5 separate regions of the Mus musculus genome follow, and regions 1, 3, 4 and 5 are each linked to region 2. A link is a loop called in an ENCODE intact Hi-C map of the cell type or tissue named here. Cell type or tissue: left cerebral cortex. All regions are shown on one strand. Region 1 overlaps Hrh3 (histamine receptor H3). Region 2 holds the start of Adrm1 (adhesion regulating molecule 1). Region 3 holds the start of Gid8 (GID complex subunit 8). Region 4 holds the start of Mtg2 (mitochondrial ribosome associated GTPase 2). Region 5 has its middle 5.6 kb from the start of Rps21.

Region 1 (5,000 bases), 71 kb after region 2:
GTGTCAGGGTCCATCCTCTATCCTGGACAGGTACAGGATTCCTGGAACTGAAGGAGGGTCTTCATCCTTCCCACTTTTGTGTGCATGAAGGCGTGCTCACATAACACCAGGAAGCCGCAGTCCCTAACTGCACACGCTCCCCTAAATGGCTGTTGTAAGATAGCTCTGGGACCCAGGCAGAGGGAGAGGAGGACACTGGTGTGGAGTGGGGGTCCATCTCCCACTTCCCCAACTCCTCTTCTCAGTGGCTCACTCCCTTCAGGTTTTGTCAGGATGCATCCTGAGGATGCTTGCAAAGAGCACCAGCATGGAGCCCTCTTGAGCTTCCCTAGGTCCCCTGTACCATCCCCTGAACCACAGGGCTATTGTGACTAAGGTGCCCAGTACAGTGCTGGCATGTGGCATGTGTACCCTAGACCTGTGGTTAGCTTGTGTGGTTCCCAAGGTGGCTGTCAAGGACACTTGTCTCAGCTGTCCCTCTGAGGCCCCTTAGCAGGATTTTTGGCCCCTCCTGCCACCCTTCCCCTTGCTTACTCAGCGCACTTGGAGCTTACTTTGTTTCTTGGAAAAAGACTAGATGGTCCCACCTTCCTACCTTTTCTAGCCATTCACCTTCTAGAAAAGAAGACAGACTATTTAATTTTTGTGGGGTGGGGTGGGGTGGGAGGAGTCTCTAGCAGTGGGCCAGCAGGTTTCCCTTCTGTATTCCCAGCTCCAGTAGTGAGAGGAAGGAAATACTGGTGCAGAGTTGGGACAAAGCCCTTCCCTTTCAGCACAGCAAACCGTTGAAGACAGCTCTCTGGCCCTTGCAAGAAGCCTCACATCAGAAACAGTTGTGTGTGGCCTCTGGGTGTGGCCAGTGCTAATGACACAAGCAAAGTCAGGGGGACCCCATGGAGCTGGTGGAGGATGATGAAGAGACAGGATTCTGGTTGGTTGTGGTAGGCTCTGAGGCTCTGGGAGAATGTGTGGGCATCAGGCAGGCAGGGGACACAAGCAGGGGAGAGAAGGAACATGGCACCTTACCCAGAGCAGACACGGAAGCTGAGGCTTCTCTGATCCTCCAGTCCAATGCTGCTGACCTGTTGTTGATCTGTACAAACCACTGCAGGTCTCCTACCGGGCCCAGCAGGGGGACACAAGACGGGCTGTTCGGAAGATGGCACTGGTGTGGGTGCTGGCCTTCCTGCTGTATGGGCCTGCCATCCTGAGTTGGGAGTACCTGTCCGGTGGCAGCTCCATCCCCGAGGGCCACTGCTATGCTGAGTTCTTCTACAACTGGTACTTTCTCATCACGGCCTCCACCCTCGAGTTCTTCACACCCTTCCTCAGCGTTACCTTCTTCAACCTCAGCATCTACCTGAACATCCAGAGGCGCACTCGTCTTCGGCTGGATGGGGGCCGAGAGGCTGGTCCAGAACCCCCACCTGATGCCCAACCCTCGCCACCTCCAGCTCCCCCCAGCTGCTGGGGCTGCTGGCCAAAGGGGCACGGGGAGGCCATGCCATTGCACAGGTATGGGGTGGGTGAGGCAGGCCCTGGTGTTGAGACTGGGGAGGCTGGCCTCGGGGGTGGCAGCGGTGGAGGCGCTGCTGCCTCGCCTACCTCCAGCTCCGGCAGCTCCTCAAGGGGCACTGAGAGGCCACGCTCACTCAAAAGGGGCTCCAAGCCATCAGCGTCTTCAGCGTCCTTGGAGAAGCGCATGAAGATGGTATCCCAAAGCATCACCCAGCGCTTTCGGCTGTCGCGGGACAAGAAGGTAGCCAAGTCGCTGGCTATCATCGTGAGCATCTTTGGGCTCTGCTGGGCCCCGTACACACTCCTCATGATCATCCGGGCTGCTTGCCATGGCCACTGCGTCCCCGACTACTGGTACGAGACGTCCTTCTGGCTTCTGTGGGCCAACTCGGCCGTCAACCCCGTCCTCTACCCACTGTGCCACTACAGCTTCCGTAGAGCCTTCACCAAGCTCCTCTGCCCCCAGAAGCTCAAGGTCCAGCCCCATGGCTCCCTGGAGCAGTGCTGGAAGTGAGCAGCTGCCCCACCCTTCTACGGCCAGGCCCTTGTACCTGTTCTGAGGGGGAGCCCGAGCGTGGGCCCTGCCTTTGTCCGGGGTCTGCTCCAAATGCCATGGCAGCCTCTTAGAGCATCAACCCGGCAGTGGGGCAGCATGGTAGGAGGGCCAAGAGCCCTCGTTGGTGGAACTGGAGTGTGCTGGCTGGCTTTGCCGCCACATTCTCCTTCACCCCAGAAGAGACAATCCGGGAGTCCCAGGCATGCCTTCCACCTCCACACACTCAGTGCAGTGCCAGTGATGTCCTCCTTTGCATACTTAGTGGTTGGTGTCCTCCCTAATGCAAACCTTGGTGTGTGCTCCCAGCTCCTGCCCTGGCAATGCGCCCTGCATGTGCACACACCTGCCACTTCCACCACACACTTGCAATACCTTCTCTCTCCCAAGACGATCTGGGGCGATGCCCTTTGCTGCCGCTGTCTCTTCCTTAATCCCGGAGCCCAGCTCCTAACCCCCTCTCCCTTCAACTCTTTGCCCCATGAAGTGTCAAGCGCCCCAGGAACCTTGAAGCTTCTCTGCTCTTCCATTCTGGATGTTTTCAGGAAGATGGAGGAGAAGAAAACATCAAGTCTGTGAACTTGATGTTCCTTGGATGTTTAATCAAGAGAGACAAAATTGCCGAGGAGCTCGGGGCTGGATTGGCAGGTGTGGGCTCCCACGCCCTCCTCCCTCGGCGCTGCAGCTTCCGGCTGAGCCGCGCCAGCTGCTTCTGCCTGCCCCACCCCCAGGCTCGGGACGATAGCCCTGCCCTGCTTGCCCCATCTGCGCAGTCAGAATTTGGGGGTGGGTTGGTTGTGGGGTAGAGCGGCTCTTCGGCTCATGGGACAGTCAGCAGGAGGGAGAGCAGGTTCTCGACACCTGGGAGGAATGCTTTGCCTCGTCCTGTGTACTTACCTCAGGCCTCTGCATGCTCTGCAATCCTTGTGCCCTGGTGTGCTGCCTCTGCCAATGTGAAGACACAATAAAGTGTATTTTTTTATGGGTGCTGACTTTTGGGGACTTTGTGAGTGTAGCTATTGTTCAGGGCTCTAATCAGAGGTCCAGTGGAGCCGAGGATGTGGCCTGGGTATTCTAACTGAGATGGAAGAAAAGCCAGGCTGTCATCCCAGGGTGTAGTTCCCATAAGGAACTGTTCCCAGCAGTGCCTCATTGTAAGACTCCCCGAGGATCTGTGGGGGAGGCCCAGCAGGTACCCCCTTTCAGGAGGGTGGTATATAGTACTGGGATGGTTCATAGAATACAGATCTGTAGCCATTCCAAGGTAGGTGCTCAGTTTTCATGTCAGAAAGCATTCATTGTCATGCCCTTGACCTTACACATGAGTAGCCAGCCAAGTGCTGGCAAGACATGGTCCCCAGGAAGGGCCTTAACCATGCTTCATGCTTTGAGAGAAGCTCAGAAAAATGGCAACGAAGGGGCTGGTGGGGCCACAGAGGGCCTCCGAAGTTGTGAGAACTGCAGCTGGGCTTGTGGGCGTGAGAGATGCAGAGTCACCAGCGCAGGCAAAAATCTGGTGATGGTTGTGTTTGAAGGTCGGGGATGGTAGGAAGAAGACCAATGGAAGGTGGGCGGTACTGCTCCCAGAGGACAGCCTTATGGGTAGCCTCACCACCCGGAGCAGGACAGCCTGGCCCTGGCTGTCACCTTACCATGACCTTGATCTTTAGAGACTTCACCTTTCCTCCTCAGAGCAGGGAGGGATGCTGCCACCATGTCTAGACACCCTGGGGTCTTCACTGCAGTGAGGGACACCAGAGTAAAGCTTCAGGTTAGCTCAGTGCTGCACAGGGGAGGCAACCCACAAAGCCTGTCCTCCTCCAGATGTGCAGTCCCTGCAGCTGTGCCAGCACTTGTCTTCCCCAGCTACTTGACAACCCCCAAAAGGCAGAGACCCTCCCTCTTCTGTCTTTCCCTGGATTTGAGTCTGGCTTCCTCTGGGCTCAAGCATGACCTTCCTTCCTCGAATCACTCAGGCCCCTCCTCAGTCGCTGGATTGTGGCGTGAACCTGGGGATTCTGGGTCTCCCTTCACAGTCAGTGTACCTTGTGCCTCACTGCCCCAAGCTGGGCCTTATCCTAAGCAGTTGGGAGTGGTGAGAGGAGATACCACATCTGCTCAGCAACCACCACCCCCAATCTTGTCCCTGAGAGCTAAGAGGTTTCGTGGCTCCCCCAACAGGCTGGTACTGGCTCCCTCACACTGCACCAGGCCTTCCCTCCTCAGCGGGTATCTGTCCCCAAAGCCCAGAATGATCTGGGAAAGGAGAAAGGACAAAGGGTACTTCCAGCATAGCCGGTGGCCAGGCTGCCCCTCCGCCCGGCCCTACTAAATGGCTACAAATTGGAGGATAAAAGCACAGGCTTTCAAGCAATTTTGCCTTCAATCTCTGGAAACTGCCACTCCCGGAGTCACTGTGTGGGGACGGAGGAGGAGAGAAGAAAGACACGGAGTCTATTGGGCCCGCGTGTGCAGCAAACAAACAGGAGGAGGGGGCCCTCTGCAGTGCCAGCCAGCCGCTCCCATAGTCCCAGCCTCGAGGAGACAGAGCTGGGCTGGAGTTCAGTGGCACAGATGTTGTTTACTGAGCACCTACTGTGCACTGGTGCCAGGGAGATGGGTTGCCAGCAGAGCAGCACAGATGTGGGCCCTGAGCCAGAGGTGACAGATAAAGGACCCCTGAGATAAGCAGTTCTAGGTCAGAGTTGTCTTAGGACTGGGAGAAGGATCAGTTACCAACCAGGGATCACCAACGGAGACAGACTTCCACTTGGATTCTAAGTCAGGGCTATGGCCAGGCTGAGGGCCACCTGGAGGAGTGGGTCCCCTGGGTGTTGACCCTGACTGCACATCTCTTCACTCTTGGCACTGACTCTGAAGATGCTCCATGGGGAGAGGCCCTGACACACACGAGCTGGGGACCTTCCCA
Region 2 (5,000 bases):
GGGGTTGTTCAGACACTCGTTGACTTTCCGGCAGTGCTCCTCATCTTGGTCAGTCTTGGGCTCCTGCCAGAGAGCATATGCAAAGAGCCAAAGCTGAGCAGTCTGCACAAGGAGCGGCTCCCTGCACCCATGTGGCCAGCTAGCCTCAATCAGCGCGCGCACACAGTGACTGGAGAGGCAGCACTACAAATGTGACAGCACAGCTCAATAGGACAGCAATGGCAACAGTGAGAAGGCCCCAGAGCCAATGATCACAATGCAAGACTGCAGTGCCTTCACTGTATGGCTCCTGGTGAGCCGTGCAGGGAACGAACTGATCCCCACCACCAGGCAAAGGGGCCACACCCCTTGTCCTCTCTGTGTTCTAGATCCTTGTGCTCAGGTGACCAGAACCCAGGCTGAGAGGAAGCCCCTCCCCTCCTGGTACTTTGCAGACAAATAGCTGCTTGTTGCCCCCTTTCACAGGATGACAATGGTAATGGCTGTGTACCCCACCCTTGAACATACCCCAAGTCTAGCCCTGACTCCAGACTGGACCCACATACCCAAGAGAGAGCCCATGTCCCATACCACAGCAGAACCACATTAACAGTATAAGAAACACAAATATGCCAATGGTCTCCAACAGGTGGCAGACTGTGGAGACTGCATTTGAGGGACACTGCAGATGTGGGTGAGATGCAGGAGCCATGACACTGAAGGGCCTCGCAACACACAGCACAGAAGAGCTTAAGTGGGGGACGTTCAACTGCTGAGAGAACAGAGGGCGTCACCTCTGGGAGCTAAAATTCGTGGCCATGGAGTAATGGAAGACCTGAGGCCCTGGAGCTGTGTGCCTACAGATAAGTCCACGAGCGGGGCTCCGGTGCCTAACCACCAGCTAGCCACCGTGGTAGGAACGCAGCCAGACCAGGCCCTCCAGGTCAGCACCTTCTAATGTGGGGAAAGTAACCCCAAGTGAATCACAAGGAAAGACAGAGTAGACCACTCTCCTGCTTACCTGCATCCAGAAGAAGAGCCGCTTGGACCCTGCCTTAAACTTGAGCACGTAGACCCTCCCACTGGGGCACTGAGGTACCCGCTTGAACTCACAGTCATCAGGAAAGATAATCAAGTCCTGGCGACACAAGGAGGACAGTCAGACGACAGATAGACAGAGGCACACAAGTGTGTACCACCAAGGCTTAGGTCCCTGAATATTTGCTGGACCCCAATAACAGGGTGGAGTCAAGAAGTCTCAGACCCCAGTGAAGACAAACAGAAGAGGGCCCAGACTGGAGGAATAGAAAAAGTGCTCTCTGAGGACCAGACGACTTAACAGAAACATTCTGGAACTGTGTTCCAAGAAGTAAAAGGTCAACCAACTCTGGCTAGCTGCTCCTAAGTGTAACAAAGAACAATGTACTTTGGGAGACAAAGAGCCCCAAGGAAAGCAGCCTCTTCAGAGCGCTAAACTACCCGAGGCTGTGGTGAGGGTCATATCTGCACACTCCTCCACAAGACTGGAAGTTTAAGGCCAGGGCTGAGGCCACCAGCCCACCCTATCACCCTGTCAGCAGGCTGTCTCTGCTAAAACCTTAAGAACCATGGTCACCACGGGGTGCATGGCTTCACAGAGTGACTGGAGCACTCTGCCAACCTTGGGACCCCTACACTAATCTATGGAAGATGAAGCCATATTCCCTGCTCTTGCCCCGCTGGCCTGTTCTGGCTACAGGCACTCACATCCTCCACGGTCCCAGAGGTCCTGTCTTTCCAACAGAAGTGAATAAGGGAGTCGTCCGTCTGCTGGATGTACACGAGACCTTTCCGTTTATCTGGGGTGACCGTAGTTCCTTTTAATGACATTTTTCCTGCCCGGAACTCCACCAAATATTTGGTAGAAGACCCCCGAGAGCCGGGCACCAGGCTTGGGAACAGAGCGCCTGAAGTCGTCATCCTGAAAAAACAGAGCGAGGCCCGTCGTTCCGCGTCGCGTGCTCAATGTCCCACCCATACGCCGGTCGGCCCGCGACTGCCCGGGAGCGGGAGCGCGCCAGGCTGCGCAAGGCCAGGGCTGTGCGCAGGGCCGAGCGCAGCCCCGCGGAGCCCCTGCTCCCGCGACGTCACTGCCCGCCCGTGCGGAGGGAGCCTCGCTGCGTCCGGCCCCGGCGCGTCTGGGGCACCGGCGGCCGGCCCGGACTGACTCGGCCCCCCGGCTGCTGCCGCGTCCCGTCCTCCCGCCGCTCGACCCAGCCTGGAGCCGCGTGCGCCTAAGCCGCCGCTGCCGCCACCGGGCCCCTACCTGGCGGTGCTCACACTCGGCCTAGGGGCACCGTCCGGGCTCGCTCTTCCTCCTCGGCGCCTGCCGGGCCTCGCCGGAAGCCCGTGCTTGGCCCGCCCCGCCGCCGCTCTCGCCGCGGATTGAGTTCCGTCAGCCGCGCGGCCGGCCCCGACCAGGTCCCGATTGGCCCTGGTCACCGTCCATCGCATCCGGCCCGCCTCCGCGCCGGCGGCCTGTTTCCGGCGGAAGCGCGGGCCAGAGCGGCCCCTATTGTTGCTGTGTCATAGGGGAGCGGCGGTGGCCCCTGGCGGCAGCGCTGGGAACAGCGCCCCGGCCTCCACGACTCGCAGAAAGGGCCCCCGCGGGGCGGCGCTGCAGAGGTCGAGACCAGGGTGATGGGCACCGGACCGTACACCAACGTGCTCGTGGGGTTGAGCTGTGACACGTACCCTGGGACGGATGTCCGCTGTTACCCATCTAGTTCTGAATGGACCTGTCTCTCTCCACACCGCAGGGAGACAGCCTGTCTGATTTGCATTATTGGGTGAGCGAGGTGTCAGGGCCCAAGACATAAAATAGTCACATGGTTTAAAAGGTAGGAGGTAGTCTCTTGACACGAGAGCGAGGAAAGTGTCAGCTTCATGTCACTTTGTGCTAATTTGACATACATTATAGGAAAGTACAAGCGGCTGCTCAGGATGGGGGAGTGGAGGTGGGGTGGAGAAGGTAGCATGGGGTTGCTCAATGCTGTAAGAACAAGTTCACAGAGCACCGCGGATGGGTGGGGTCTAAGGGCTGCTTGTAGCTAGTCAGGTAGGGTGCCACCACCTTCCTGTAGGGCAGAGGTGCTCGCAGAATGTAAAGCCCAAGAGTCCTCACAGTTTCTTTTACACACCACTTCCATTTCTTTGCTTCCTCTATGACAGCTTTAAGGCCCCAGGCCCACCCTCCAGCCCTCTCCAGGGCCAAGCAGTGCTGAATTCTCTGGCATGCTCCACAAGTTACCATCTGTGTATATGTGAAACGTGTGCGGTCTTTTTCTGAAACAAAGGTGAAAAGTAGTTTTTCTCACTTACTACTGTCTGACGCCGACACCAACGTGTTCCAGGCCAGCCTGAGCTGGAGGGAGTCCCGCCTCTAAGATGCATTTCTGTCGCCACTGTGGCTCACTCGCTTTAGTTCCTGCTTGGAATTCTGATGCAGTAAGTTCTACATGCTTGCGTCTGTCATCTTTTTGTTGGACTCTGTCCTGTGTAGTTTCCTTTTTTTAAAAGTGTGTGTCACCCATGTGGCAGTCTAAGCACAACATTCAGTAACTTGCTTCTTTACACTCTGGGTTCCTGTGATCAGACTTGGGTTACCAGACTTGCCTGGCAAACAATGTTACCTGTTGAGTCATCTCGCTGGCCCAGTTTCCAGCTTTACTACAAAAACCTTTGAATTTCGTTAGGTGTGGTGGCTCATGCCTGATAATCCCAGCCCTGAAAAGGCTGAGGCAGGAGAACTGCCAAGTGTTCAAGACCAATTTAAAAGATTTAATTGGGACTGGGGAAATGCTTCCGTGGTTAAAAGCACTGGCAGCTCTTGCAGAGGCCCCCAGGTCTGATTTCCAGCACCCATATGGCAGCTCACAACTGTCTGGAACCTCAGTTCCATGAGACCGGATGCCCTCTTCTGGCCTGTGTGAGCACCAGGCACACACACACATTGTATAGACATGCATGTAGGCAAAACACACATAAAATGTTTTAAGTCATTCTTTAAAGATTTAATTAATTTGGGAGCAGTTTGGAAAATAGAGCTGTCACTTCACTGTTATGTTCATAAACTGAAAGTTTATCTTTGCTTGTTGTCATGCTGGCTATCCAACCCAGGGCCGAAACATTCCTGGTTAATTGCTTCACCCCCACCTGGGTGTGGTGGTGCACACCTTTAATTCCAGCACTCGGAGGCAGAGGCAGGCGGATCTCTTGAGTTGGAGGCTAGCCTGATCTACAGAGTGAGTTCTAGGACAGCCAGGGCTACACAGAGAAACCCTGTCTCGTAAACTCCCCCCAAAAAAGTGCTTCACCCCCAAGTCACATTTCCAGCTCGATTTTGTAATTGGTTTTCATCTTATGTGTATGGGTGTTTTGCCTGAGTGTACATATGTACATGCTGGGTGCCTGCAAAGTCCAGAAGAGGGCTATCTGGGATCCTTAAGACTGAAGTTATAGACACATGTAAGTCACCATGTGGGTGCTGAGAACCTTAATGGGATGATGCAGCCCGGGCTGTTTAAAGCCCACATAAACAAAACTTCTTTGCAGGTGACAATTCTGTGTGGTGCTAGGCAGCCCTCATCATTTCTGAGAATCTTAGTTTCCAGAAGGCAGTGGTGGAGCCTGGTGTCAGAAGCTGACACTATAGCATGAAGCAGCCAAAGAGAAAAAGAAGAAAATCTAACCTGGTTGTGGCCCCAAGCAAATGTTACTTGCCACATATGTCAAAGCTGCTACTAGAGTCACAAAGAACCCACATTTCAAAGCCAGGAGATTGGGCTTCTGCCAGGTCATGAATGTTGAGGGCCTTGGATCCAGTATCTTCTCATGAGCCAGGAAAGCTTACAGTCCTATGGCACCTCCCATGCCTTCCTTAAGTATTCTGTAGCGGGAAGCACACCATCCTAGCTGGGTGCTGAGAAGGCTGTGTTCGTGGCCACTCCATTTGAGTGCTGCATAACGGCACAAAAAAGGCA
Region 3 (5,000 bases), 540 kb before region 2:
ATGCCTTTAATCTCAGTACTTAGGAGGCAGAGGCAGGCGGATTTCTGAGTTCGAGGCCAGCCTGGTCTACAGAGTGAGTTTGAGGCCAGCCAGAGCTATACAGAGAAGCCCTGTCTCCAAAAACCAAAAAGTAGGAGGATGCTTTCAATCTTCAAACGGACAAGCAAAAAAGGCCTGAGACAGTTACACATCTGGGTAGCATCAAGGTCAAAGGTGGGATGTATGGTTAGTGAAATAGAATCAGAAGTCCTAGAATGAAGAGACCAAGACATCACACTATGAAGGAGGGGATTAGGTTTGAAGCTAAAAGTATTAAGGGGAATCACTATAGAGTTATACACTAGACATTATGTTAGGGTGTTAAAAAGGACACAGCAATCAAAAGGAAGTCAAGTGTTAGTCAAGGGTGGAGTCTTCAACTCCTCTGTGGGAAAACTGATAAGATGGCACAAGCCTCCTTCCTCCCTACTCCTACAACCTAGACAGTTCCAGCTGGCACCAAAGAAAGTGCAGTTCACTGATGAGCCTGCATAAGATGGCAAAATGTGGACACCACTCCCTAAGAAGTTCACTCAACAAGAGCCTGAATAAAGGAGCTCGATATACAGATGCCACATTCAAACCCTTGGGTATGAGTGTTCTGAAGATAAGGCTGTAGTTTTTCACACAGATCATATGGCACAAGTTCTGGCTTGATAGCCTCTCTAGAGACAGATGATGGTAAAAGCAAGCATATGATAAGCGTGCATATCAAACATGCATATTCACACTCGGTGTAAAGGAAGCTAAAACATGTTATCAAGTCAACAAATGGGTTCAAAAAGACTGTTCTGGCTGGATGTGTTGGCCATGACTTTAATCCCAGCACTTGTGAGGCAGAAGCAAGTTGATCCACAGACAGAACTCTGGCCCAGTCAGAGTGATATGGTGAGACTCTACCTCAGAAATAAATAAAAATAAAGAACGTTTTACATTCAAAGTATCTACGCTTTAGAAGGGAATATGGCTGCACATCACTTTAATAAAACAACACTGGATGGGAAAAATAGTACAAATTAAAAGAGAAGTACAAGTGACATGAGTTTTGTAAAATCAGATATGAAACAACTACATGGCATGTTTTTAGCACAAAATATTGTGATCTTAAGCAAAGACAAGGATTCATACAGAGACTCTTTTTTTTTTCCTGTGACAGGGTTTCTCTGTGTAGACTTGAACTCACTCTGTAGAGCAGGCTGGCCTCGAACTCAGAAATTCACCTGCCTCTGCCTCCCAAGTGCTGGGATTAAAGCCTTGTGCCACCACACCCGACCTTCACACAGGGATTCTTTTATGAGGGAGTAAGGCAGGACCCTAGGTGGTCCACAGGGCGTGTCAGCAGGGGTGGGGGTGGGGGGCAATTAGGGTAGCTCTAGGAGCATGGGCTGGATCATTTTCACTCGGTCAGTAACATACACTTCACAGATATTAGTTTGTGCACTGCAAAGGACCAGCTAATTTGTTTTACTATGTCATAAAATTGAAAGGTGGCTCTGGTTTCTGGTTTGACAATGGAATGCATACTGGATGGAAAGAGCTTAGCAGTCCAACAAAGAGATATCCTACTGCTGGTATAGTGGACATCAGAAGAGAAGCCAAGATCAAGCTTTGACCTCCAAATTAACTAATGGCAGCTGTTGCTGGACTGAATATGAAGGGACAAGAGAAAAGAAAGAAGCACGGACAGACTGCCATGTCAAGTGTCAGGCCTTAGAAATGAGAGCATGGCAACGTGGGAGAGATGCAAGTAAAACAGGTTGGAGGAGCAGGGCAAGTCTGGTGCAGAGGACTCTGGCAGTTAGGTGTGGTAGGCCTCTGGATTACAGGTCATGGGGACCCACGCTAAAAACAGTAATTTGGGAAACACGCATATACACATACTGTGGGAAAGATATTTAAACAAGAGTCTTTTAAAAAGATATTAAGTTTAAAAAAACATTACGATTCCAAAGCCCATTTGTGGAGAGTTTGCGCAGTGAATGCTATAGAGACTTCGAATTTGGGGCATGCCAGGATTTCTAGTTCTGGCGGACTTGAAGATCCCAGCAGCCCAAAAGGTAGTAGTAGTATGGAGGAGGCGGGAAGTGAAACTAAACCGGGTTGATGCCGCTCCATGCCACAGGATGACAGCAGAATTCACCGATTCGACTTTTATTCAGAAGTAAGGTAAAGATCAGTGTTGGAAAAATGTTCCCCAAGAAGGTCCTTGCCTCTCGATTTCCACTCGGCGCCGGGAAAGGTTATCAAGCAAGGCTAAGGACAGAGACGGGGGCAGTGTTTCTGTAGGACTCAGAGGTCCCAAAATTCAGCGGTTACACAGTCGCCGGGGATGCAGCCTAAGCCCCGAGGATGACTTTTAGCGCAGTAGCTGCGTCTTCACCTTTCCGCTGTCCCCTTCACCGCGCCTTTAATGGCAGAGACGTGCGAACATTTGCAGTAACTATTCGGGTCCCGGCAGCACCCGGACTAACAGCGCGGCCTCCAGTCCTCCCGCTCCGGGGCCCGGCCGTGGAGGGCAGAACTGACCGCCCCGATCCCCGCTCTTGCCTTGGGCTTCGGATACCCTGGGCAGGGCAGCCTGTCGGGCACAGACCCCCGACCTCTGACCTCCGCGCCTCGGTCCACCCCGGAGCCCCGCGGAGACGCTCGGCACGGCCGTCAGGGCCCGCTGCGGCCATCTTACCGTGCGGATCCCGCCTCCCGTGCGACAGTGTCTGGGTGGCGGCTCCGCGGCCGCTCCCGGGGCCGGGGAGGGGCGGCAGAGACTGCGGAGATAGAGGAGGCGGAGGCGGCGGCGGCGGCGGGGGCGGGGGCGGGGCGCGGAGCGGAGGTAGCTACACCGGCGTCGGCCCCTCAGACACCTCTCGCGAGATCGTAAGATTTCGAGATGCGAACTGGCAACCAATGGAATCCTCTCGCGAATCGACCGCCCGGGCGGTCGCCGGAAACCAGGGTCTCAACTTCCGTTTTTGCGCAGAACTCTTCGGCAGGGCTCTGGCTCTACGGGTTGGCGCGAGAGTCAAAAGGCTCGCATCGCTTTTGCGCAAGATGGCTGCTGCGGGGGCATTCGCGTACTGAGTGCTAGCGCGGGGATGGAGACGTGTAGACTGAGTTCGAAACGAAGGTCCCAGCTCTTTTCTTGTTTTTGTGTGTGTGAAGTGGGGGTGGGGCGAGTAATAGGTGTGTGTGAACACCGGAGTGCGCGAGATGAGGAGGGCATTCCCCGGCTTGTAGTCCGCCAGGCTCTAGTCCCAAAGACAAGGCCTCCGGATGTGAGCGAGCTCCTAGGATTTATTCCGGGAACGTTGTAATCGAGGCCTGATCAGCGTCAGAACGGCCCTGCCTAGAGCGATCTTTGTGGCCACGCTGGAGAGCGGACTGCGGAGACTGTTGTTCCCTCGTTTCTGGGCACTAATAAAGGTGACTCCCTAGTGCTGGGGTTCTCAGGGACATGCACGAAGTTAATCCCTACTTCTAAGGCAATCATCGAAGCAGAGCGGATCCATGCTTCAGAAGTGCTCACAGTGGGGACCCCTCCGCCGAGGGTACTCCCTACTTCTGGGCGCTCACAGTGAGTGTCTTTTTTCTTAGCGGCGTATGGTGTGGACCCAGCTCTGAACTTCGGCGGAGGGGATTTCTGCCGCCGGAGAAGGGACCCCTATTCCTCCCAACCCCGAATCCTGTTTACCCAATGCCTTGTTATGGGTTAGATATTCCGGTAAGGGATGGGGGAAGTTGGAGGCTCTTTAACACTGCCGGATAGGAACGGTTAAATGGGTATTTGCATATTTATGTGTCCATTGTCTACCGGAGGTGAATGCAAATTCAGTCATTGTAATGTAAAGAAATTCTGGAATGCTTCTGGAAGGAATGTTGGTCCGTCCGCCCTGAGATGTTTGGGTGTGCTTGTTTAAAGATGAACTGTCCAGGGAAAGCAACTTCTCATTGAGTCACTGAAAATAAGACCAGTTTAGCAGATCTGTCAGACACAATGACCACAGTGGCAGTCTCTTAACTCCATAGCTCTACCCGAAGCTATCCAGGTTGGTATCGACAAACTTTGTAGCACTTACTTTAACTCTGGGTAAAGTTGGATTATCAACTCAAACTTGTGCAAGGGAAGAGGCTGGTATCATGAGGAGAGAAGAGGGTTAACTCAGAATGTTAATGCCTCTGTGGATGGTGGATGAGCAATCTGCTAGTCCCCTAGTCTTTTCTACAAACTAGCTCCTGTTGAGGGTTCTTCAGCTGCTTGACTTTGAGCTCATCTTTGCTGCTTGCATGACATTGTCACATATGTCCTCCCAGTACTATTTCTCCTACACCCTGACCTTCATTTCATGTAAGGCATTTTTTTGCCAGTTGATTGCACCCGGACTCCTGTTGTTCTCTTTGGGCTGTGAAATGCTCCCCTCCACTGCTTGGGCTTCCCTGGGAAGTTCCACTAAATACCAGCAAGTTTTGTCTTTTCCTTTTGCTCAGGTGATAATTTTTATTTTTTGAATTTTCCAGATAATGTTTCTCTGTGTAGGTAGCTTGGATGTTAGTAGTGTGCCTCATAGGCTGCTCATGGTGGCATACCTAGAGGCAAGTGGATCTCTGTGCGTTCCAGGTCAGACAGGGCTGTGTGCCCTACCATGCCCAGTTCAAGTGATCTTGTAAACTAGGGATTCTTAAACTTTCCACCTACAACCACTTTATGCATAAGGATTTTTTTTTTAAGTTTTATTTTATGTTTGTGAGTACACTGTAGCTGTCTTTAGACACACCAGAAGAGGACATCAGATCTCATTACAGATGGTTGTGAGCCACCATGTGGTTGCTGGGAATTGAACTTGGGACCTCTGGAAGAGCAGTCAGTGCTCTTAACCCCTGAGCCATCTCTCCAGCCCCAGCATAAGGATTTTTTTCGTGCTATTCTGGTTATATGGATGTATAAAATACAAATCAAATATTAACTG
Region 4 (5,000 bases), 100 kb after region 2:
AGCTGGTTTGGCACTGGTGGAGCCAAACGGAAAGGTTAGGAACAGCTGCACAGCCACCTGGCGTCCTGACACAGACTTGGGTCTGCTTTGGCTCCTTTCCTTCTTTCTGTGTTTCCTGTGGGTTTTTTTTTTTTTTTTTCTTTTGGTGGCGGTGGGGGGGTTGGTTTGAGGACAACAAGGTCTCACCATATAGCCTTGGCAGGTCATGGAAAACTGCTTGCTTCCACCTCTAAGTGTGGAGACCAAAGGTGTACGCTGCCACAGTCTGCTCCTCACCCCACTTTCAGTTTGTGTGTCTGCTCTTTGAGATGGGCGGCTCCCTGCCAGGGAGCAAACGAAACCTCTTTCCCGTCGTCGCTGTTCTCTCTCATTGCTTACCTAACGCAATCTCTGCACTGTCCCATCTAGTGTCTACAGCCACCCGGGACTGATAAAGTTAAAATGAATTAAAATCCAGCTGAGGAGATGACTCGGTGGGCAAGAATGCTTGTGGTGTAACCTGCAACCGTGCACACTACACGGAGGCTGAGATGGCAAGATCCAGACTCAGGGAGAAACCTGGCCTCAAGGGAATGAGAAAGAGTGCTAGAGGACACCTAATGCCCTCTTACCTGTACATGTGCACGTGTGTGCATCTGCACACTCACATGCATGGGCATGCACACTCACCAGAGTAAATAAAGCCCAAGTACCTAGTTCTTCAGTGCTACAGGCCACTCAGGGCTAAACCAGGAAATACAGACTAGGATACTGCCATCACAGAAAGTCCTAGTGGGTAGGGTCTACCCACAGCACACTGTAGAGGGAGCCTAGGAGGGCATCCTCACTTTCTGTCTAACTGTGCCTTTGCTGGGCCAATGAAGAGAGTCAGAGCCTGGAGCCTGAGAGCCAAGATGCTTTAAGGCTGTACAGCAAGGCTTTCATGTATGGGGAATTCCACGGTGCTACCGTGTGAGAGGGCCACTGCTGCTATACAGGATGCTAAGCTCCCGGCTACTGTCCACAAGAGGTGTGTCCAGGAACCTTCCGCACTAGTTTCACAGTGAACCGATTGATCTGATTGTGTAGCTGGCACTAGAGACATGTGCCAAGATGTCTTCAATGAGAAAGAAGAAAGCACTGTGGAAGAGGGGTGTAGCTCAGTTGGTAGAATGCCTACCGACCTAGCATGCACAAAGCCCTGGGGTTGACCCCTGGAATCACATAATCCAGGCATGCCACCACTTACTCAGGAGGTGGAGGTAGGAAGGTCAGAAGTTCAAGGTCATCTTCTACTACTTAGCAAGTTCAAGGCCAGCCAGGGAGCCAGACACATGCAAACCTGTCTTAAAAAAAGAGAAAGGGGGAAAAAAAAAAGCATTCTTGAGGAATGTTTTCATTTCTTCAGTGTTATTCTTTTATAGGCTAAGCACAATTGGTTAACAGTATTCACAGTTAACTAACTTAATTCTAAGCATTCCATTTTCACTTTGCTACCGGATATTAAATCCCACGCGGGCATTACTGTTTCTGCTACATACTTTTACACTTCATTACATATGTTTGTGATCTACTTCGTTCTTCATGTGGAAAACATTTAGAAACTGGAGTATCATTTTGTCACCTGACAACTCACATTACATGGTTTTTACTTAATTATATGCCATTCACGGGGGTGGGGGTAAGTGTTCCTGCTGTGTGCGGTGGCAGATGCACTCCGGAAGCCAGACAGGCATCTGGGTGCCAGGCCAGCAAGGGAGAGCCTGTCTCAAAAACAAAATAAAGCACGCGTTCAACAACGCTGCTGTCTGGGTGCCTGCCCTATGGGGCCTTGTGGGACAGACTGACTGGAGGGACAGCTGCCACCTCCCACCCAATCCCCGACCCAGCACTCAAGGTCCCAGACTGGTTCACATGCAGGCAGGGAAACCTCCCGACAGCTCCGAAACTGTTCCATGCTGGTCCTTTAGATTTCTGAGTAGGAACAAGGCCATTTGCTCGCACCCCAGGCGCATCTCTACCGATCCTTAGTGTGCAGAATGCTTCTTTACCTCATCTTTAAAAGAATGCCTCTACAAAGCCGCGGAGGCGGGGACTCAGGAAGACTCAACTGCCCATAGTTAGGCGACACACTGCGGCGCCTGCATCTTAACAGGTGAGCCTCTACCCTAGTAGCGCATCCATAAAGGCTTTCCAAAAGAGCTGGGCAAGGGGACGTTTCTGCCATTGTTTTCTGTTCATGGTCTCACTATGTGGCCTAGGCGGGCCTCGAACTCCTAGAAATCCACCTGTCTCATCTGGGAAGCTGCGCTTACAAGCGTGCGCCATCACGCTCAAGCTAAGGCGAGAGCGAGTCTTTCAGAAACCAACTTTACGGCGATCAGGCCGGACGGGCTCTCCTCATTAGAGCCACCGCACACAGAGAGAGATCCCGCCCAGTCATCCCGCCCGCCGCCTGCCGCCGGAGAACGCACACCCGTGCAATGCCGCCCGCACCCACCCGCTCCCGACAGCTCCCACCTCCGCTCGCTCGACTGGTTCCGGGTCGGGCTCTGGCCGCGCACGCGCAGTGCAGCAGCAAACCGGAAGGCGAGGCACCGCCCCCCGAATCCCGTGGTCTCTGTGGCTCCAAAGCCAAAGTCTGGGCACCAAGGAAGCTGAGCAGAAGGATCGCCGTGAATTCCTGCCCAGCCTGAGACACACAGTGATCCTGTCTCACAAAACCAGGAAAAAGCCAGGTGCCGGGTCGCACGCTTTTAATTCCAGTCTCGGGAAAAAGAGGCCGGGAATGTCTGAGAGTCACATAGGTTTGTACAGTGCGCCTCCGTCTAACCAACCAACCAAACAAGGGTGAAAATGATAGGGTGTTTAAAAACTGTACTTCGTTCACAAATAACAAGACAGACGTAACATGCTCAATAAACAGAAATGAGGTAATGGCTAAAAAAGTGTTTTAATGGAAATGGAAAGTCTTCCTCTTTTTACAAGTTTGAACGGACACTCAGTCACTGAAGCCCACGTCTGAGAACAGGTACAACAGGAAAGGAAAACACCTCCTTTCTGGGCCAGGCCTGTGTCTGCCCAGTGCCTCTGCGGACATCTCCCATCTCCCACTGTGCTATATGCTAAGTCTGCAGAGATGTCCATCCACCCATAGCCCCTGACAAGCGCAGCGCGTAGTGGTCAGCACATCTGAAAACCCCAGTCCTCAGTGGTCAAGTTCACCAAGTATTGAACGGATGCTGGGAAACAGGAGGAAGAATGAGCAGCGATTTCCAAATCTCCCTTTGCATCTTTTCTGGCCTTCAGTAGGAGGAACCATTGAAAACAAAACACAGTCAACCACACCTGCACGAAGGGTTCATTTCAGCCTAGGACTTTTCAAACATTCATGTTACAGAAGAAAAGCTATAATACAGGCAATGAAAAAGACTGGCATCACTTTCCCCCACAAAATTACATAAAAATCAATAAAACATTAAATAAACAATATTAATCATTAAATATATTAACACCAAAATCAGGTATAAATTAGGAAATAAATGTACAAACTATTTCACAAAGTGCTTTTAAAAATATATACACAACATTCAAGAAATTCTTAATGTAAGACATTTCAAATTGAACTTTTGGGGTGATACATATTTTAAGTGTTCTTTTCTTTCAAAAAGTATTAACACACACTAACACAGCACTTTACATATACACACACACATACACACTAATACAGCACTTTAACATACACACATATATATACACACATACACACACATACATACACACACACACACACACACACACGTACACACTTGCACATGTATGCATACATAAAAGGCATATTCCCAGATTGGCAAGGAATAAAAACCATTTCACAGTTACTTAAAATGTTTCGACATTTTCAATGGGATATTTAGCCCCCAAGTGAGCTTGTAGGCTAGTTTTATAAAAATTGCCAGAAAGGGAAGGAGCTAAAGAGATGATGAGTCCCTAAAATCAAGTTGCTAATACTTCTGCCATGTAGCGATCAGAAACTTGTTTCTGTAAAGTTAAAGCCGTCATGTAGTCAGCCCTTGCCTGTGTGTTTCCTAAACCCTGTGCCTATGAGACACATATGCCCATGGTTGTTGATAATGGTCCCAAGGAGAGGGAGAATGTCCTAGAGTAAGACGGCAGCCGACACAGACAAGTCCTTTGATCCGGCCCTTGATTCTCCTGTAAGTAAATGGAGCTTGCACTGTAAGTTCCAGCAAGACTGTCAAGATTAATTCAAGCAAACTCCACAAAGGTGCCTTACTACTGAGCTACAGGTAAGTTTTATATTTTAAAAACTATCAGCTGAAAACAGATGTGGTGGTGCATGCCCGTGGTCTCAGTACCCGGGAGTGGAGGCTGGGGGATCATTAAGTTCAGCCTCAGCTATGTAGTGAGTTTGAGGCCAGTCTGGGCTACATATAAGACACAAATAAAGCAAAAGCATCCTGGTGGACAGGTCTGATGTACCAAGCCCTGCATCCTTGGGGATGGTTTTGTATGTTCTTGGTTGTTCTGAGCACTCATCTTCAAGGTTGTTCTTTTCTTCTCATAGTAACATTGTTATTATCTAAATAAATGCTGAAAAATATGCCTGCTGCATTATATGCGGTGTTTTCCTTTGATAGAACCTTTTCAAAAAGGCTGTCTCTCATGTTTGCACAGAATTAAAACGAGATTAAACATCCTAGGAATGTAAAAAAAAAAAAAATCACCCAATTCTCACTGTATAAAACTTGTCCTTTTCATTTGAAAGAACGTAATAAAGTTATTTGGATTCATTAAAAATGCAGTGTGGATTTCAGACTTCCCTAAACGCAAAGGAACATCTGCTTGGCAATCTGAACTCAGAGGTCCTGAAGAAGTAATATAAACACTTGCCAACTGCTTGTAAAATTAAACATGAGTACTTTAAATTCTCTATAAACTTAGGTTTGGGCACACTCAAATCCTAGAGATGACGCCAAGGGCCAAAGCCATACTACACACAA
Region 5 (5,000 bases), 80 kb before region 2:
ATCTCATTACTCAGGTAATGACAGAGCTTGCCTCTCACACTGTACTCACTGTGTAGACCAGGCTGGCCTCAAACTCACAGAGATTTGCCTGCCTCTGTCTCCTGAGTGCTGGGATTAAAGGCATGTGCCGCCTCTGCCACCTCTACCACCTGGCAGTTTTAAACCATAAAAAGCATGGGTACAGACAGTGTGACAGTTCATGCCTCTAATCACAGCACTTCCCTTGTTTTAAAACTGAGACAGGATTGCTGCTAGTTCAAGGACAGCCTGGGCTATAGAGTGAAACCCTGTCTCAAAAAATAAAATAAAATAAAATAAAATAAAATAAAACTAGAAAGTATGAAGGGTAAGGTCTGAGGAGATGGCTCAGTGGTTAAGAGCACTGACTGCTCTATAGGTTCAGGGTTCAACTCGCAGCAACCACATGGTGATTCACAACCATCTGTAATGAGATGGGATGTCATCTTCTGGTGTGTCTGAAGACAGTGTACTTACATAAAACAAATCTTAAAAAAGAGAAAGTCGGGCTGGTGAGATGGCTCAGTGGGTAAGAGCACCCGACTGCTCTTCCAGACTGCTCTTCCGAAGGTCCAGAGTTCAAATCCCAGCAACCACATGGTGGCTCACAACCATCCATAACAAGATCTGACTCCCTCTTCTGGAGTGTCTGAAGACAGCTACAGTGTACTTACATATAAATAAATAAATCTTAAAAAAAAAAAAGGGCTGGTGAGATGGCTCAGTGGGTAAGAGCACCCGACTGCTCTTCCGAAGGTCCGGAGTTCAAATCCCAGCAACCACATGGTGGCTCACAACCATCTGTAACAAGATCTGACGCCCTCATCTGGAGTGTCTAAAGATAGCTACAGTGTACTTACATATAATAAATAAATCTTTAAAAAAAAAAAAAAAAAAAAAAAAGAGAAAGTCGCCGGGCGTGGTGGCACACACCTTTGATCCCAGCACTTGGGAGGCAGGGGCAGGAGGATTTCTGAGTTCGAGGCCAGCCTGGTCTACAGAGTGAGTTCCAGGACAGCCAGGGCTACACAGAGAAACACTGTCTCGAAAAACCAAAAAAAAAAAAAAAAAAAAAGAGAGAGAGAGAGAGAGAGAGAGAGAGAGAGAAAGTCTGAGGAAAGTCAGAGCATAATATAAATGCAGTTTGAATCCCAGAGGACAGGAGGCAGGAGATAAACAGTCTCTGAACGTTTTACAAATTCAATGGAAACTAACAAATTTTCAAGTGGCCAGGTGGTGGCCGTGCATGCCTTTGATCCCAGCACTCCAGAGACAGAAGGAGTCAGACTGGTTTCTGTGAGTTCAAGGCCAGCCTGGTCTACATAGAGAGTTCTAGGACACCAGAGCTATCTGGTGAGACCCCAGTTTCAAAAAGCAAACAAACAAAAATGAGTGTCTCATAATGATTATATAACTGCATCCAAACCGTGATGACTGTCCCCAGTTGTCAGCTTGACTACAACTGGATTGAAGTACAGTTCAGAAACAGAGGACACCCATGCGACCTGGATATGTATGTGTGTGTGTTTCTATATGTGAGTACTGTGACCCACGGAGGCCAGAAGGAGCTGAAGCCCCTGGAGCTGGAGTTACACGCAGCTGTGAGCTGCCCAGTGTGGTCCTCTGGGAAGCACTCTTAACCTGAGAGAGCCCTCCACCCACCCACAGCTCCTACTTTGCTCTTCATTTTGAGACAGCATCTCACTTAAGTTTCCCAGACTGGCTTTGAACTCAATTCTGTAGCCTAGGCAAGTCTCAAACTTGACATTCTACTCCCTCAGTCTTCTAAGTAGTTGGGATCATAGGTCCATGCCACCAAAACAGCTAGCAAAACAGACTTGTTTTGTTTTGTTTTGTTTTTACAAAGGGGGAGGCCAGGAGTGGTGACACATATCTTTAATCCCAAGCGGTGGATCTTTGTGAGTTCAAGGCCGGCCTGGTCTACATAGTGAGTTCCAAGCCAAACAGGCCTACATAGTGAGACCTGATCTCATAAATTAATTAAAAATTGGTGAGGGTGGAAGGTGGTACCAGGAAGAAGACTGAATCAGCAAAATGCTTTCTGCACAAGCATGAGGACCTGAGTTCAATCCCTAGAAGCCTGACGTGGCAACGCACACCTGTAATGCCAGGACTGTAATGTAAGGTCCCAGAGGCAGAGACAGGAGAAGTCCTGCAGCTTGCTGGTCAGCTAATCTAGTGACGCAGCAAATTCCAGGCTCAGCAGGAGGCTTTGTCTCACAAAGTGAGTCAGAAAGTGACTGAAAAAGCTACCAACCTCTGGCCTACACACACATACATCTACACACACAAACACACACATTCCTCTGGCCTGTACACAGATACACCTCTTGCCTGTACACACACACACACACACACACACACACACACACACACACACACACTGGCCTATACTTATGTGCGCACGCGCACACACACACACAGGCCAGAGGTCAGCTCTGGGTGTTGTTGAGACAGAGTCTCTCATGAGTTTGTATCTCAGCCAATTTAGCCAGTGAATCCCAGGGGTTCATCTGTCTCCACCTCTCCAGCACCCCAGCATGGAATTGCAATTCCACCTTCAGGGCACACAAGATCCTTTCTATAAAAATAATTTGATGCACAAAATTCCAGACCCCCAAAGTAAAGAAGTAAGTACCCCCCACTGGAGGAGCGGAGTGAGTTTCTTTCTCCGCAAGCCCCTAAGGATCTGCAGGAGAGGAAACTGCTCACAGCAGGTGCCATCCTGAAAGGTCTCTTCACACCCCCTTGTACTGTTCCTTGTCGCCACTAGGGGGCATCCAAGAACCATTCTGGAACAAGAGCAAGCTTACACGGTTCAACCTAGCCGCTTCCAGACTAGCTGAACTCCTTCACCTAAGAGACAGAACCTCTTGTAAGATCTCCAGGGTGGGAATGGGGTCAGAGGCCAAGTAAGGACCCCAAACTTCAGACGCTGTTAAGCAGATACCTCCCTGCAGAATCTCAGGCCTCAGAATTCAAGCTGCTGCTTCAAGGCAGTCTTTTCAGGCAGGGTTCCTGAAGGTCCTCGGGTCTCCTCCCCAAGAACACTGCTCTGCCTCAGTGAACCCCATGTGTCTTACATGATCTCGACCGCTTACACCACGCAGGGAATGTGAACAGTCTTGTATGATCTCAACCGCCCATGCCATGCAGGGAGTAGGGCTGGCTTTGTACTCTGTTGCTTTTTAGTTGTTGTAAAGAGGATGCTTTCTTATTCTTATTATATTTTACTTTTTTTTTTAAAGATTTATTTATTTATTATATGTAAGTACACTGTAGCTGTCTTCAGACACTCCAGAAGAGGGAGTCAGATCTTGTTACGGATGGTTGTGAGCCACCATGTGGTTGCTGGGATTTGAACTCCTGACCTTCGGAAGAGCAGTCGGGTGCTCTTACCCACTGAGCCATCTCACCAGCCCTATATTTTACTTTTTATTTATTTGTGGGCGTGTGAATGTATGAGGATGCACAGATGACATCACCATCATTATCATCACCATCATCAACATCACTATGATCACCATCATCAATTTTCTAGTTAAAAGGCTGGGTGGGCCGGGCGGTGATGGCACAGGCCTTTAATCTTAGCACTTGGAAGGCAGAGGCAGGCAGATTTCTGAGTTCAAGGCCAGCCTGGTCTACAGAGTGAGTTCCAGGACACCCAGGGCTACACAGAGAAACCCTGCTGTCTTGAAAAAGAAAAAAAAAAAGAAAGAAACGCTGGGTGGATAGATCCCTAGTCCTGGGTTGGTTACTCTGAAAGCCCCCATCATGTGCAGCTCTGATCTGGGTTATCGGGGTCTCTGTGTGCAGCACACCTCACTGGGTTCCCTATATCTCCTGAAGGCCCACCTCCATCCCATACGTGTAAACTGAGACTTCATGACAAAATGGGGTAGCTGTGTATGGGCCAAGTGCTGTGAGCTAGGTCAGCATCAAATGCAGCTTTTGAGAAAAGGATCCAAGTTGGGCAGTGGTGGCGCACGCCTTTAATCCCAGCACTCGGGGGGGGGGGGGGGGGCAGAGGCAGGCAGATTTCTGAGTTCGAGGCCACCCTGGTCTACAAAGTGAGGTCCAGGATAGCAGGATAGCCAGGGCTATACAGAGAAACCCTGTCTCGAAAAACCAAAAAAAGAAAAAAGAAAAGAAAAGAAAAGAAAAGAAAAGAAAAGAAAAGAAAAGAAAAGGGAAGGAAGGAAGGGAGGGAGGGAGGAAGGAAGGAAGGAAGGAAGGAAGGAAGGAAGGAAGGAAGGAAGGGATCCAGTTCAGGGCAAGGAAACCTTCCTCACAGGCCTGAACTTTGGTCAGGATAAATAATGGGTCCAGGTAAGGGGCAGGCCTTCTCCTGGAATAGGTCTGACCAGGGGCTTCAGCCCCCTCTTCCTCAGGCCCCTCCTGGGTGAAGGCTCTGACAGCCAACTCAGAGAGTGGCTCCTGGTGCCTCTGCTTCCTAGCCATGGTCTGCAGCACACAGACAGTCATATAACCCTCTCTCTCCCCTAGGTACACAGGGTTCAAGTGAGGCCCCGTTAGGCAGTGCCAACAGAGAGTCAGCCCTGCTGTCTGGGGTCTAGAGGAACTCGGTACCCAGCTCTGAGCCAAACAACAGGAGAAGAACCTCTGCAGCCCAGCAGTCCACTAACTCCAACAACAGCCAACAGCTCTCTCCAACCGAGGTGCACTGTCAGGTCCAGAGTCATGCCCCGCCTCCAGGCTGACCTCTGACCCCAGGCACAGATTGCCCTGACTCTGGGTCGCTCCGTTCCCAGGTAGAGCGGAATTGGAATGAATGTGAAGCTCTAGGACTCCGCTCTGGACTGTTGCCACTACCAGGTCTTCCCCTGGAGACAGAAGCGGTGTGTGTGAGCCAAGCAAGCAGATCTAGGCATTGGGAAGAGCGGGGGCTGCCCCCACAGGGACATATCCCCAGTGCTGTGAGCCACTTAATCTTTTTTATC

Evidence for each region. A loop is a pair of places that touch in the nucleus more often than their neighbours do. Peaks named below come from ENCODE experiments on the same cell type or tissue, not always from the same donor. Only the 100,000 strongest peaks of a DNase experiment are listed, where the experiment ranks them.
Region 1: a loop joins it to region 2, with 2.1 times the contacts of the local background. A loop is called at or near these places in 4 of 42 quality-filtered maps.
Region 3: a loop joins it to region 2, with 6 times the contacts of the local background. A loop is called at or near these places in 2 of 42 quality-filtered maps.
Region 4: a loop joins it to region 2, with 8 times the contacts of the local background. A loop is called at or near these places in 3 of 42 quality-filtered maps.
Region 5: a loop joins it to region 2, with 8 times the contacts of the local background. A loop is called at or near these places in 23 of 42 quality-filtered maps.

Annotation. Positions count from the first base shown.
Region 1 is chr2:180,097,528-180,102,527 of GRCm38, reverse strand. It overlaps Hrh3 (histamine receptor H3), which reads left to right. Exons shown (of 3, transcript NM_133849.3): 3 at 1,112-3,063. The coding sequence ends at 2,032. Among named protein-coding and RNA genes, the nearest start is that of Hrh3, 4.4 kb to the left of the region's middle. In left cerebral cortex, a CTCF peak has its summit at 4,262; DNase peaks (open chromatin) are centred at 2,751 and 4,257.
Region 2 is chr2:180,168,973-180,173,972 of GRCm38, reverse strand. Adrm1 (adhesion regulating molecule 1) reads right to left here and starts at 2,385. Exons shown (of 10, transcript NM_019822.3): 1 at 2,285-2,385; 2 at 1,726-1,939; 3 at 1,001-1,117; 4 at 1-63. The coding sequence starts at 1,938. Gm29886 (a long non-coding RNA gene) reads left to right here and starts at 2,723. Exons shown (of 4, transcript XR_867152.3): 1 at 2,723-2,807; 2 at 3,190-3,465. In left cerebral cortex, CTCF peaks have their summits at 613 (motif pointing right) and 2,587 (motif pointing left); DNase peaks (open chromatin) are centred at 1,712, 2,505, 3,420, 3,608 and 1 more place; H3K4me3 peaks cover 2,488 bases; H3K27ac peaks cover 1,855 bases.
Region 3 is chr2:180,708,073-180,713,072 of GRCm38, reverse strand. Gid8 (GID complex subunit 8) reads right to left here and starts at 2,847. Exons shown (of 5, transcript NM_001289652.1): 1 at 2,723-2,847. It also overlaps a transcript of Dido1 not described here. In left cerebral cortex, no CTCF peak of the experiment used is centred here; DNase peaks (open chromatin) are centred at 2,138, 2,494 and 3,015; H3K4me3 peaks cover 3,096 bases; H3K27ac peaks cover 2,185 bases.
Region 4 is chr2:180,068,115-180,073,114 of GRCm38, reverse strand. Ss18l1 (SS18, nBAF chromatin remodeling complex subunit like 1) reads right to left here. Exons shown (of 11, transcript NM_178750.5): 11 at 2,914-5,000. Mtg2 (mitochondrial ribosome associated GTPase 2) reads right to left here and starts at 2,522. Exons shown (of 10, transcript NM_181424.3): 1 at 2,500-2,522; 2 at 1,229-1,321. In left cerebral cortex, a CTCF peak has its summit at 2,485; DNase peaks (open chromatin) are centred at 1,769, 1,802, 2,090 and 2,531; H3K4me3 peaks cover 1,587 bases; H3K27ac peaks cover 1,695 bases.
Region 5 is chr2:180,249,273-180,254,272 of GRCm38, reverse strand. No RefSeq gene overlaps it. Among named protein-coding and RNA genes, the nearest start is that of Rps21, 5.6 kb to the left of the region's middle. In left cerebral cortex, a CTCF peak has its summit at 2,805 (motif pointing right); a DNase peak (open chromatin) is centred at 2,825.